Linked DNA regions of Homo sapiens: region 2 is linked to region 1. Evidence: read pairs that join two places in POLR2A ChIA-PET (ENCODE). Cell type or tissue: HepG2. All regions are shown on one strand. Links, peaks and the distances in the headings refer to the core of each region. The heading gives the core; the rest is flanking DNA.

Region 1 (5,378 bases), core at 312-5,311:
GTGAAATATGTCCCAAAAGTAAAATATTTGTAATATAAAAATTCCGGTTAGAAATTTGTGTGACTTTTACATTGTTCTTTTCAGACCACTTTCACGTATGGATAGTGATGGGTCAAGCTGATGTGTCCTTTCAGAGTGGGCAAATAAAGACCATTCACAAACCTGATTTTCCCTTTCTCAGGGGAAAATTTGCCTTTTGATATTCCTTTATTGAGAAATAGAGTACTTTTTCCTAGATGTCTTTCTCAGGTATATGTTTTCTCCCCTTCAATGAGTGGTATGCCAGAGTAAGGCCCTAGAGAAAGAAGACCAGAGTTAGGAAAACCTTAAATTAAAAGATTAAGCTATGTGGAAAAACTATTACATGTCAGAGTTAGTGGTAAATAAGAGTATGTTAAGTTAAGATATAAAGGAAGAAGAGTAATATTAAAAAAGAACCTGGTTTTCTATCCCTGTGTTTAGTCCAGCAAACTAAGTGATGTGGATATTCTCATTTACATTTATTATCTGTCCTATTAGAACATTGAATTTTCTATAAGAAGCCTTTAAACTTGTATAATATGGCGCTTTATGCTTTGCAGAGTTTTGTTTGTTTTTGGGATGGAGTCTCTCTCTGTCACCTAGGCTGGAGTGCAGTGGTGCGATCTCCGCTCACTGCAACCTCTGCCTCCTGGGTTCAAGCAGTTCTCTGCCTTAGCCTCCCAAGTAGCTGGGATTACAGGTGCCCGCCACCACACCCGGCTAATTTTTGTATTTTTAGTAGAGACAGGGTTTCACCATCTTGGCCAGGCTGGTCTTGAACCCCTGACCTCGTGATCCACCCGCCTCGGCCTTCCGAAGTGCTGGGATGACAGGCATGAGCCACTGTACCTGGCCAGAGTCTTTCTTTGTGCTTTTCTTTTTACTTTTCAGAGATTTCAACATGCTACACCATGTAACTCTCACATTGACTCTGAAGTAGACAGGACAAATGATAAATTTCCAAGTAAAGATGAAAACGGGGGCCCACAGTGCTTCTGAGGGATGTTTTCAAGGTTATATGGCAAGGTAGTTATAGTAACTGAAAATCTGAGAAACCAACAAGTAAATTGATTAAAATCTTATCAGCAGTAGTGTAACCCCCTACCCAAGGTCCTTTTATGAATCTTAAAAGCATTTGTCATTTTTGGTATCATCTTCACATCTCCACATCTTGTAGATTCCAAGTAAAGGAAACCTTCTCAGATAATCCTTGGGCCAAACAAAGAAGAAAATTAGTCCCAAGGTTTTAAGAGGTTAGGGTATTGTTAAAATTTTGAGCCATAGATCTTGTTTGTCTTCAGCTAATATACATTTTCAAATGTATTCAGTAGAAAGGGGAGAGCAGTGGAAAGAATAAGGGCTTACTTGTTTTGAATCCAACTACTTCCTATCTTTTTGACTTTGAGCAAGTTACTAAATTTCTCTGGATCCTTGATTACTTAAAATCTACAATGAAATATTACCTCATTTTGTAAGGATTGAATGAAATAGACATAAAGCCTTAGTTTTCTTTTAGCCTTTGAATCACCCTTAAGGGATGGAAAAAAGAGAAATCACATTTCTCTTTTGTCCTCCCCCTATTTATTCCATATGTGAATAGTGATTGTGGTGTTTTATAGTGGGTGGCATTGGTGTATCCCCCCTTCTCCTTCATATATTTTAGAGAGAGTTAGTAATCATTTGCCCCTCTTCATTTTGATTGTTTGTAGTATCAGTAGGTTTGGGGGATATTTTAAAGCTGACAAGAATGTCATCGTTCCTGCCTTTCTTTGGTTTCTCCTTCACAGAGGATCTTCAAATGCTTCCTTGAAAGAAGAAGAATGTAAAGAGCCTTTGCTCTTCCATTCTGGGGATCATTACCCCTTATCTGATGGAGATTGGTCCCCTTTAGAGACGTAAGTATCTTTGAAATTTCTTGGTTTCTTGAAAGAGGAAGGAGATGTATTAATTAGCTTTTCTGTTAATCTGTAGTAATGATATTTCCCATTTCTCTCACACAGCCAAGGAACTGAATGTTTACTTGTAACATAAATATGAATCTTTTCTCTCAATAATTATTTTGTTTCTAAATTTGATCTGACTTACTCTAACAGTGTTGGCCAGTTGTAGATCTGTATAATCAGCATGGAATTTAGCCATCTACAGTTATTTTTTTTCTTTTTCTTTTTAGTAGAGACAAGGTCTCGCTCTGTTTTCCCAGCCTGGAGTGCAGTGGCACACTCATAGCTCACTGCAGCCTTAAACCCCTGGGCTCGAGTGATCCTCCCACCTCAGCCTCCTGAGTGACTGGGACTACAGGCACGCACCACTGTGCTCAGCTAAGTTTTAAATTTTTTTGTAGAGACAGAGTCTCGCTATTTTGCCCAGGCTATTCTTGAACTCCTGGCCTCAGGTGATCCTCTCGCCTTGGCCTCCCAAAGCACTGGGATTACAGACATGAGACATTGTGCCCACTCATCTGCAATTCTTAAAAATTCTCATCTTTTAGTGTCAACTGTTGGCTGTAAATGAATAATATAGTGAAAAAAAGTATAGTCATAACTGTTTATTCTGCAATCAGATTCTCAGGTGTTATGTTAATTTGCCTGCTTTTCCTTTCCTACAAAATTATCTTCTTTCTCATTGATTTCTTGTGAAAAGCAAATGAGATTATGAATCTACAGTGTTTGTTTACAAAGGACCTGGTAAGTCCTCTTAAATACTAGTTGGTGTCATTTTTATTATTATTATTAAAGAACTCAAGTGGAAGAAATAATTGATGCTCCCTTCCATAGAGTTTTTATATATGCAGGATAAAGTCAAGATATTCAGATTTGTTTCTTTTAATCTGTCAGGCTCAGCAAGACTGAAGGTTTCCCGACTTTCAAGTCATCGTGTGTCTTTGTTCTCTTTGCAGCACCTATCCCCAGACAGCGTGTCCTAAGAGTGATTCAGAGCTGGAGGTGAAACCTGCGGAGAGCCTGCTCAGATCAGAGTCTCACATGGAGTGGACGTGGGGCGGATTCCCAGAGTCCACCAAGGTACTAGGGTTTACTTGCCTGTGGAAAGTGTGTTAATGATTAAACAAGTGACGAATTCCTCTGCCCATAAGTAAAGGAGGCAATTTCTGACTGAGCTCTCATGAATGTAAATGATAGTGCCCTCATGTCATAAAAGTAAATTCAAAGTTAACATTTTTTGTAACATTTGGACTATATATTTGCAACCGAAGGATTTCAGTAGTATTTTGTGTATATTTCTATTTACTGAATAATAATGATTGTTAATTATTATAAGGACATTTTAAAAGGCATCTTAAACTGAAATTTTCACACTGAATTTTTATTTTTTATTTTTTGGAGACAGAGTTCTTGCTCTGTCACCCATGCTGGAGAGCAGTGGTGCAGCCACAACTCACTGCAGCCTTAACCTCCTGTGCTCAGGTAATTCTCCCACACCAGACTTTCAAGTAGCTGAGACTGCAGGTGTGTGCTACCACACCCAGTTAATTTTTTAGTTTTTATTTTTTGTAGAGACAAGGTCTCGCTATATCAGCTTGGCCTGATCGCAAACTCCTGGGCTCAAGAGATCCTCCTGCCTTGGCCTCCCAGAGTGCTGGGATTACAGGCGTGAGCTGCCATCCCCAGCCAACACTGAAATTTTAAACAAGAAATTGTTAAACCTTTTTTTCCAGCTCATAATGAAAGAAGAAAGAACTGAGAAGATAAATTTCTTGAGAGAGAAAATGTTTAGATCTTCTGTTGAATTTAGGTTTTTAAAATATACATTTTGCATATATTTGTGATCGAATTTAGACTTGCCACTTTTACACTGTTTTAACAGAGCCTTGATGTGGTCCAAGGAGGGTGAAATTTTCATTTAGTTTTCTCCCCCAAAATGAGTATTTTCTACTTCTTAGTAACTGAAAATTGTCAGTTTCCTCAGTCTTCTCCAGTATAACTTCACAGTAGAACATTTAACGTACACCTTTTTTTTTGAGATAAAGTCTTGCTCTGTCACCTAGGCTGGAATGCAGTGGTGCCATCTCGGCTCACTGCAACCTCCATCTCCTGGGTTCAAGAAATTATCTTGCCTCAGCCTCCCGAGTAGCTGAGATTACAGGCGCCTGCCACCATGCCCGGCTAATTTTTGTATTTTTAGTAGAGACAGGGTTTCATCCTGTTGGCCAGGCTAATCTCGAACTCCTGACCTCAAGTGATCTGCCCACCTTGGCCTCCCAAAGTGCTGGGATTATAGGCGTGAGCCACTGTGCCCGGCCAGAACATTTATAAGTATCATGATATTGAACAAAAGGCAATTATTAGTTTTTCTCACTTTATTATGGAATTTTTACATGTACAAACTAAGATACTTAATGAATGTGTTAAGTTAAAAATAGAATGAACACATTGCCAGCTTAGGAAATAGATTATAACAAATACTCTGAAAGTAGTTTAATTTTTAAACAATTTAACTTTTTTAGGTCAGCAAAAGAGAACGATCTGACCATCATCCTAGGACAGCTACAATTACACCATCAGAAAATACTCATTTTCGGGTAATTCCCAGTGAGGACAACCTCATCAGTGAAGTTGAGAAGGATGCTTCCATGGAAGACACTGTCTGTACCATAGTGAAGCCCAAACCCAGAGCCCTGGGTACACAGATGAGCGACCCAACATCTGTGGCAGAGCTTCTCGAACCTCCTCTTGAGAGTACTCAGATTTCATCTATGTTAGATGCTGACCACCTTCCCAACGCAGCCTTAGCGGAGGCGCCCTCAGAATCCAAACCGGCAGCTAAAGTAGACTCGCCGTCAAAGAAGAAAGGTAATCGTTTGTTTAATTTGGCTCCAGGTACTCTCAAATTAGATGGTAAATTATTTCAGTGTTCCACATAACGTGATGGCTGCCTCTGTATTTGTATTCACCAGTCGAAACCCGTCGCACTTTTTTTTTTTTTTTTTTTTTTTTTTTAGCTGGAGTTTCGCTCTTGTTACCCAGGCTGGAGTGCAATTGTGTGATCTCGGCTAACTGCAACTTCCGCCTCCCGGGTTCAAGCAATTCTCCTGCCTCAGCCTTCTGAGTAGCTGGGGTTACAGGCACACACCACCATCCCCGGCTGATTTTTTGTATTTTTAATAGAGATGGCATTTCACCATGTTGGCCAGGCTGGTCTCAAACTCCTGACCTCAGGTGATCTGCCCACCTCGGCCTCCCAAAGTGCTGGGATTACAGGTGTGAGCCACCGTGCCCAGGCCCGTCACTCACTTTCTTACAATTGCTTTCCATGGCGTCCCCCTGGAAAGTCCAGTTGGAGCAGGGCCTGACTTGCACACTGCTGTCTCTTGACTGTTGCTACTCAGTGGGTTCTTGAGA
Region 2 (5,378 bases), core at 217-5,216, 88 kb before region 1:
ACATTATTAGGAGGTTTTTGAGTGCCACTCAGAAATGAGTTGATAAGACTCTCTGACGCCGGGGGGCTGGCTTTTCAGGAGGCTTCTATCTCCAAAACAATAATAAAAACAAAACAACATGTCCTCTAGGAGGCTAAAAAGGGAAGAGGTAAAGAGATGTCAGCTCTGCAGGAAAAGCTTTCCAGGCCCCGGCATGCTCTTCTATATGGTGATCTAAATTTAGACTCCAATCTGAAAGCAGGAGACAGACTGTTTGTTTCCATTGTAAATTCCACTTTCCCGGTTTGAATTTCCTTTAGAATCTTGTGGAGTCATTTCAAAAACTCCCATCCCAGGCTGCATCTGCTTCCAGACGGTAGACACACAGAGCTGTGTTTTGGGGTACAGGAACACAGGAAGATTACAGAAAACTTCTCAAAAGTTGAGAACCCGTGCAACTTGGAAAGGAAGGTCATTATTTGACTGTGACAGCATCAGCTATGAGGAAGGTTTTCTTCACAGTGCCCTACCTTCGCCCCCACACTGCTCTTGTTTCTTGTCCACAGAGCAGTGGGTTACTAAAGCTGATGGCTGATTGCCGATTGCATGCAGATGCCTGGGGTTCCTCCTTGTCAGCCTCCTCCTTGCCACTCCCCTGTTTGTGCCTTTCTTTTATCGCTTCCCTCCTGGGCTGACACAGAAGGTCTCAGTACTGTGTGTGTTGTGTTTTGAGGGGAGGTTGGAGCCGGAGTGGGATGTGTTATCTGAGGGTGAGGGAGGGTTGGGGACGGCAGAAATTCCAACGAGGAAACATTGGAAAATCTGTCCTTGTTCTTTCTTCCTGTATTCTTTGAGACATGTGATGATGCTTTCTTGTCCTCCTAGAAGTTAGTGGTCACAAACTAGGCCATCCCTGGGTTCAAAAGTAGTCTCCTTATAAAAGTTTTTTTGTTTTGTTTTGAGGAAGGGTCTGTCACCCAGACTAGAGTGCAGTGGTGCAATCTGGGCTCACTGCAACCTCTGCCTCCCAGGCTCAAGCAATCCTCCCACCTCAGCCTCCTGAGTAGCTGGAACTACAGGCATGAGCCACCACACCTAGTTAATTTTTGTATTTTTGTAGAGACGAGGTCTCACCACCTTGCCCAGGTTGGTCTCGAATTCCTGGGCTAAAGCAGTCGGCCCGCATCGCCCTCCCAGAGTGCTGGGATTACAGGTGTGAGCCACCACGCCTGGCTAGATTAGCTAATTTTAATAACTACATAGTGCTTAAAATTACTGAGCATTTATTTCATCACTTCTGGGGATTTTTACTTAATGACGGAAGAATCTCCTAGTGAGAACACTGAAATTCTGTTTCTACCAGAGTAGAAAATAGTCTGCAAAGCCATACACCTTCCCCTTAATTTTTCTAACATTGGGAAAAATTTGTCTAACATTAATAAGCCATTTAGATAAATAAGGAGAAAGAAAACAAAAAACTTTGTGCTGTCAACAAAAATTTATTGAATTAGAAGAACTTTCATGTAGGAGAAAATTGGAAGAGGAAAAAGAAGAGTGAAGTGTGAGAGACAACCACTCTTTTTTGCTGAAATAGAGTCACTTCCCTAACAAGATTTCACTTTCCTGATGTTAAATAAAAATTATGTTCAGGTGTGGTGGTGTATCCCTATAGTCTCAGCTATTAGGGAGGCTGAGGTGGGAGGATCACTTGAGCCCGGGAAGTGGAGGCTGCGGTGAGCCATGATTGTGCCACTGCACTCCAGCCTGGGTGACAGAGCAAGACCCTGTCTCAAAAAAAAAAAAAAAAAGAAAAAAGAAAAAAAAATCATGGGAGGTCGTTGTTTCAGACTAAGCTCCTGCACTAGGCCCCAATAGACCAGACTAAAAATTAAAATGGAGTCATCCATGCTACAGTTTCACATCACCAAACCCAAACTAAATTGTTATTTGACCTTCCAAGCAATCACGAGAGAGATAACAGCCAATTTCCCAAACAGGCCAGTGTAAATCTTCAGTCTGCAGGATAACGGCGTTCCCCCTGCTGTAATTCTTATGTAAAAAAGAAGCAGACTGACCTAATATTAACTAATCAGTTATTTTTGTATTGTTCTGTCTCCCTGTCTCCCCCTTACAAGAAAAATAGCTTTGAAACTAATGCTGGCCTTTGTTCTTGGCTTCTGCTGTCTTCAGCCCTTCCCTGTCTATAAAGACAACCCCTTCTGCTCAGCTCCGGAACACTTAACTCTATTTTATGGAATGAAGTGCTGCCCGATTCTCATCACAGCAAGGGCAATTGAGATCTTTAAACTACATTTGTTGAAAATGTGTCTTTTGACGCTAATGTTTAAGGAGCATCCCTTATCAGGGATCATTGTGCAGAGCACACACCCAAAAACTGAGGAGAAAGAAAGGAGGGGTTTAAACGTGCTTTTTTGAAAGGTTTAAGGAGACCAGACGTACCCTGGGAACATCTTCTTAAGGACAGTTCGCAATAGTTCCAACATTCCATTCAAATTTGTGGCTATTCTGAAAATAATTTAAGACAATGGCTGTTGAACTGAGCAACCTGGAAGCGCCAGGAAATTTTCCGGGCTGGCCTCAGGGTCCTCGCTGTACAGCAGCTTTCAAACACTCTGGCCAGCCGATTTCTTTCTCGGTGAGTGCTTTTAAAAAATCTCTCCTCCCCTCTATAGCTTCTAAAATGTTACTATCATTATTTGTTTAGTTATAATGTAAAATGTGGGATGATGAAGGCTTAGTGTTACAAAGGATCAGTGAAATCACCAAGTGCTAATAAATTAAATCCTTCTCACACAAAATTTACAGAACACATTTTCTCTAAACGGCCCGGTTTTAAACCATGGAAGGCAGTGTGTTCTCCAACAGGATCATGATTTTCAGAGTGAGTCTATAAGCAGGTCTCCTTAGATAGGTCGGCCTGCTGAGTAAAACAACAGCCCTGTCTAATCGCGGAATGAATTGTCCCTGACAAGAACTGCCCATGACCCGAGGGATTCAGACAGGACAAGATTCCAGAGGGGATTTCTGCCGCAGCTGCGGTTCCGTACCTTGGCCTTCAAGATCCCTGGTTTTATGACCTGGCAGCACATGACCGGTGAAAATAAGAAAGTCCATCGACCAACTGGAAGAATCTTTGTGCCCAGGACTAAGAATGATAACCATCCAGTTCAAAGAAAGCAAACAGGTTGGGTGCAGTGGCTCACGCTTGCAATCCCAACGCTTTGGGAGGCAGGCGGAACACGTAAGGCCAGGATTTCGAGGCCAGCCTGGCCAACGTGGCAAAGCCCCATCTCTACTAAAGATACAGAAATTAGCCAGGCATGGTGGTGCAGGTCTGTAATTCCAGCTACTCTGGAGGCTGAGGCATGAGAATCACTTGAACCTGGGAGGTGGCAGTGAGCTGAGATCGTGCCACTGCACTCCAGCCTGGGCGACAGAGGGAGACTCTGTCTCAAAATAAATAAATGAATAAAAAAGCAAACAAACCTAAATGGAGTGATTTGGGGCTATGTATATGTGAGTGACTTATTAGAAGAGTCCTCATGTTTCTACTAGTTTTTCTTTGCACTTCTGACCCATTTTGTGTAACTTATTCTTCCTCACCTTTTACAAAGATTTATTACAAAACAAACTGCAGTGCCTTGTTGAAAAACCATTCCTTGCAGTGCGATAGGAAAGTTCTAAAGAACACTGAGTTTGTCTTCTAAGTGTGAACGGAAATTTACAGAGCTTATAGGAGCACAATAACGTTTTAAAAAATACAGATGTGTGTATGTATTAATTCATTCTCCTTTATCCTTCATTTATTTTAGTTTTTATTGTGAAATAATAATACACACAAACACCTATGTATCCATCACACAGGCCAAGAAACAGCACATTGCCCTGCTCCAGACTTACACCTAACTCGGATTGCACTGTCTCTCTCTTTCCTGCAATTTCTGTCATTTCCTTATTTTTCTTTATAGTTGTTATCACCTATGCTTTTATCTTGAAACAGTATATCATTTTTGGAATAGAATAAGTAGAGTCATACTTTGATCTTGTGATGTTTCTTTGCTTAAGATTTTATTTTTGAAATTCATCCATGTTGATGTAAATCAGTAGGATTTCATTATATGATTACACCACAATCTAAGTATCCATTCCACCTTTAGTGGCCATTCATGTTGTTTCTTTGCAATTATGAGCAATGCTGTTCTATTTTTGTATGTGTCTTTGAGGGCACTTGGGCAAGAACTTCTAGAGGGCATGTACCTAACATTGGAATTACTGGTCCCTGTGTGTGTGCACGTTGAACTTTCTAGATAATATCAAACTGTTTTCTAAAGTTGTTACAGTTTGACTCTGGGTACCCATAGTCCCAGCTACTTGGGAGGCGGAGGCAAGAGGATTGCTAGAGGCCAGGAGTTCAAGTCCTGTCTGGGCAACATAGGGAGATCCCATCTCTTAAATAAAAAGATTTTTTTTTTAAGAAGTTGTACATGTGCAATGGCTGCAAACAGCAGCTTCCTTGGCAGTGTGTGCAGCCTGTTTCTTGTATGGGTTGCTCTAAGGGACCTTGGAGACAGGCCTTTCAGATGGGGGTTCATGTCTCTGACCTTGCACTACCCCAATGTAGGCTCCAAACAGGCATGTGAGGTGCCTTTGGAAAGAAAGCCCCAGGGCACTGTGGCCAGGGTTAACATTGGCCAAGTTATCATGTCCATCCGCACCAAGCTGCAGAACAAGGAGCATGTGATTGAGGCCCTGTGCAGGGCCAAGTTCAAGTTCTCTGGTCACCAGAAGATCCACATCTCAAAGAAGTAGGGCTTCACCAAGTTGAATGCTGATGAATTTGAAGACATGGTGGCTGAGAAGCGGCTCATCCCAGATGGCTGTGGGGTCAAGTACATCCCCATTCGTGGCCCTCTGGATAAGTGGTGGGCCCTGCACTCATGAGGGCTTCCACTGTGCTGCCCCCTCTTAATACTCACCAATAAATTCTACTTTCTGTCCAAAAAAAAAGTTGTACGATTTGGATTTGAACCAGTGATGTGCCTGAATGCTGGTTGATCACTGCATGACCTTAGCATTAGTAACACCTCCAACACTTGGCATTGAACAACTTTAAAATTGTTAACCATTCTGGCCAGGCATGGTGGCTCACACCTGTAATCCCAGCACTTTGGGAGGCCGAGGCAGGCGGATCACATGAGGTCAGGAGTTCCAGACCAACCTGGCCAACATGGCAAAACCCAGTTTCTACTAAAAATACAAAAATTAGCCAGGCCCGTAATCCCAGCTTCTTGGGAGGCTGAGGCACGAGAATTGCTTGAAACCGGGAGGTGGAGATTGCAGTGAGTCAAGATCACGCCACTGCACTCCAGCCTGGGTGA

The links. ChIA-PET counts read pairs that join two places held together with the same protein. Peaks named below come from ENCODE experiments on the same cell type or tissue, not always from the same donor. Only the 100,000 strongest peaks of a DNase experiment are listed, where the experiment ranks them.
Region 2: POLR2A ChIA-PET joins it to region 1 with 6 read pairs; 3 of 35 experiments call an interaction of 5 or more read pairs at or near these places.

The regions. Positions count from the first base shown.
Region 1 is chr18:2,937,143-2,942,520 of GRCh38, reverse strand. LPIN2 (lipin 2) reads left to right here. Exons shown (of 20, transcript NM_001375808.2): 5 at 1,809-1,916; 6 at 2,918-3,041; 7 at 4,484-4,829. Among named protein-coding and RNA genes, the nearest start is that of LPIN2-AS2, 27 kb to the left of the region's middle. In HepG2, for the core only: no CTCF peak of the experiment used is centred there; a DNase peak (open chromatin) is centred at 3,030.
Region 2 is chr18:3,024,629-3,030,006 of GRCh38, reverse strand. It overlaps LOC124900407 (small nucleolar RNA SNORA70), which reads left to right and starts at 4,440; the gene lies at 4,440-4,573. In HepG2, for the core only: no CTCF peak of the experiment used is centred there; a DNase peak (open chromatin) is centred at 3,156; H3K4me3 peaks cover 1,884 bases.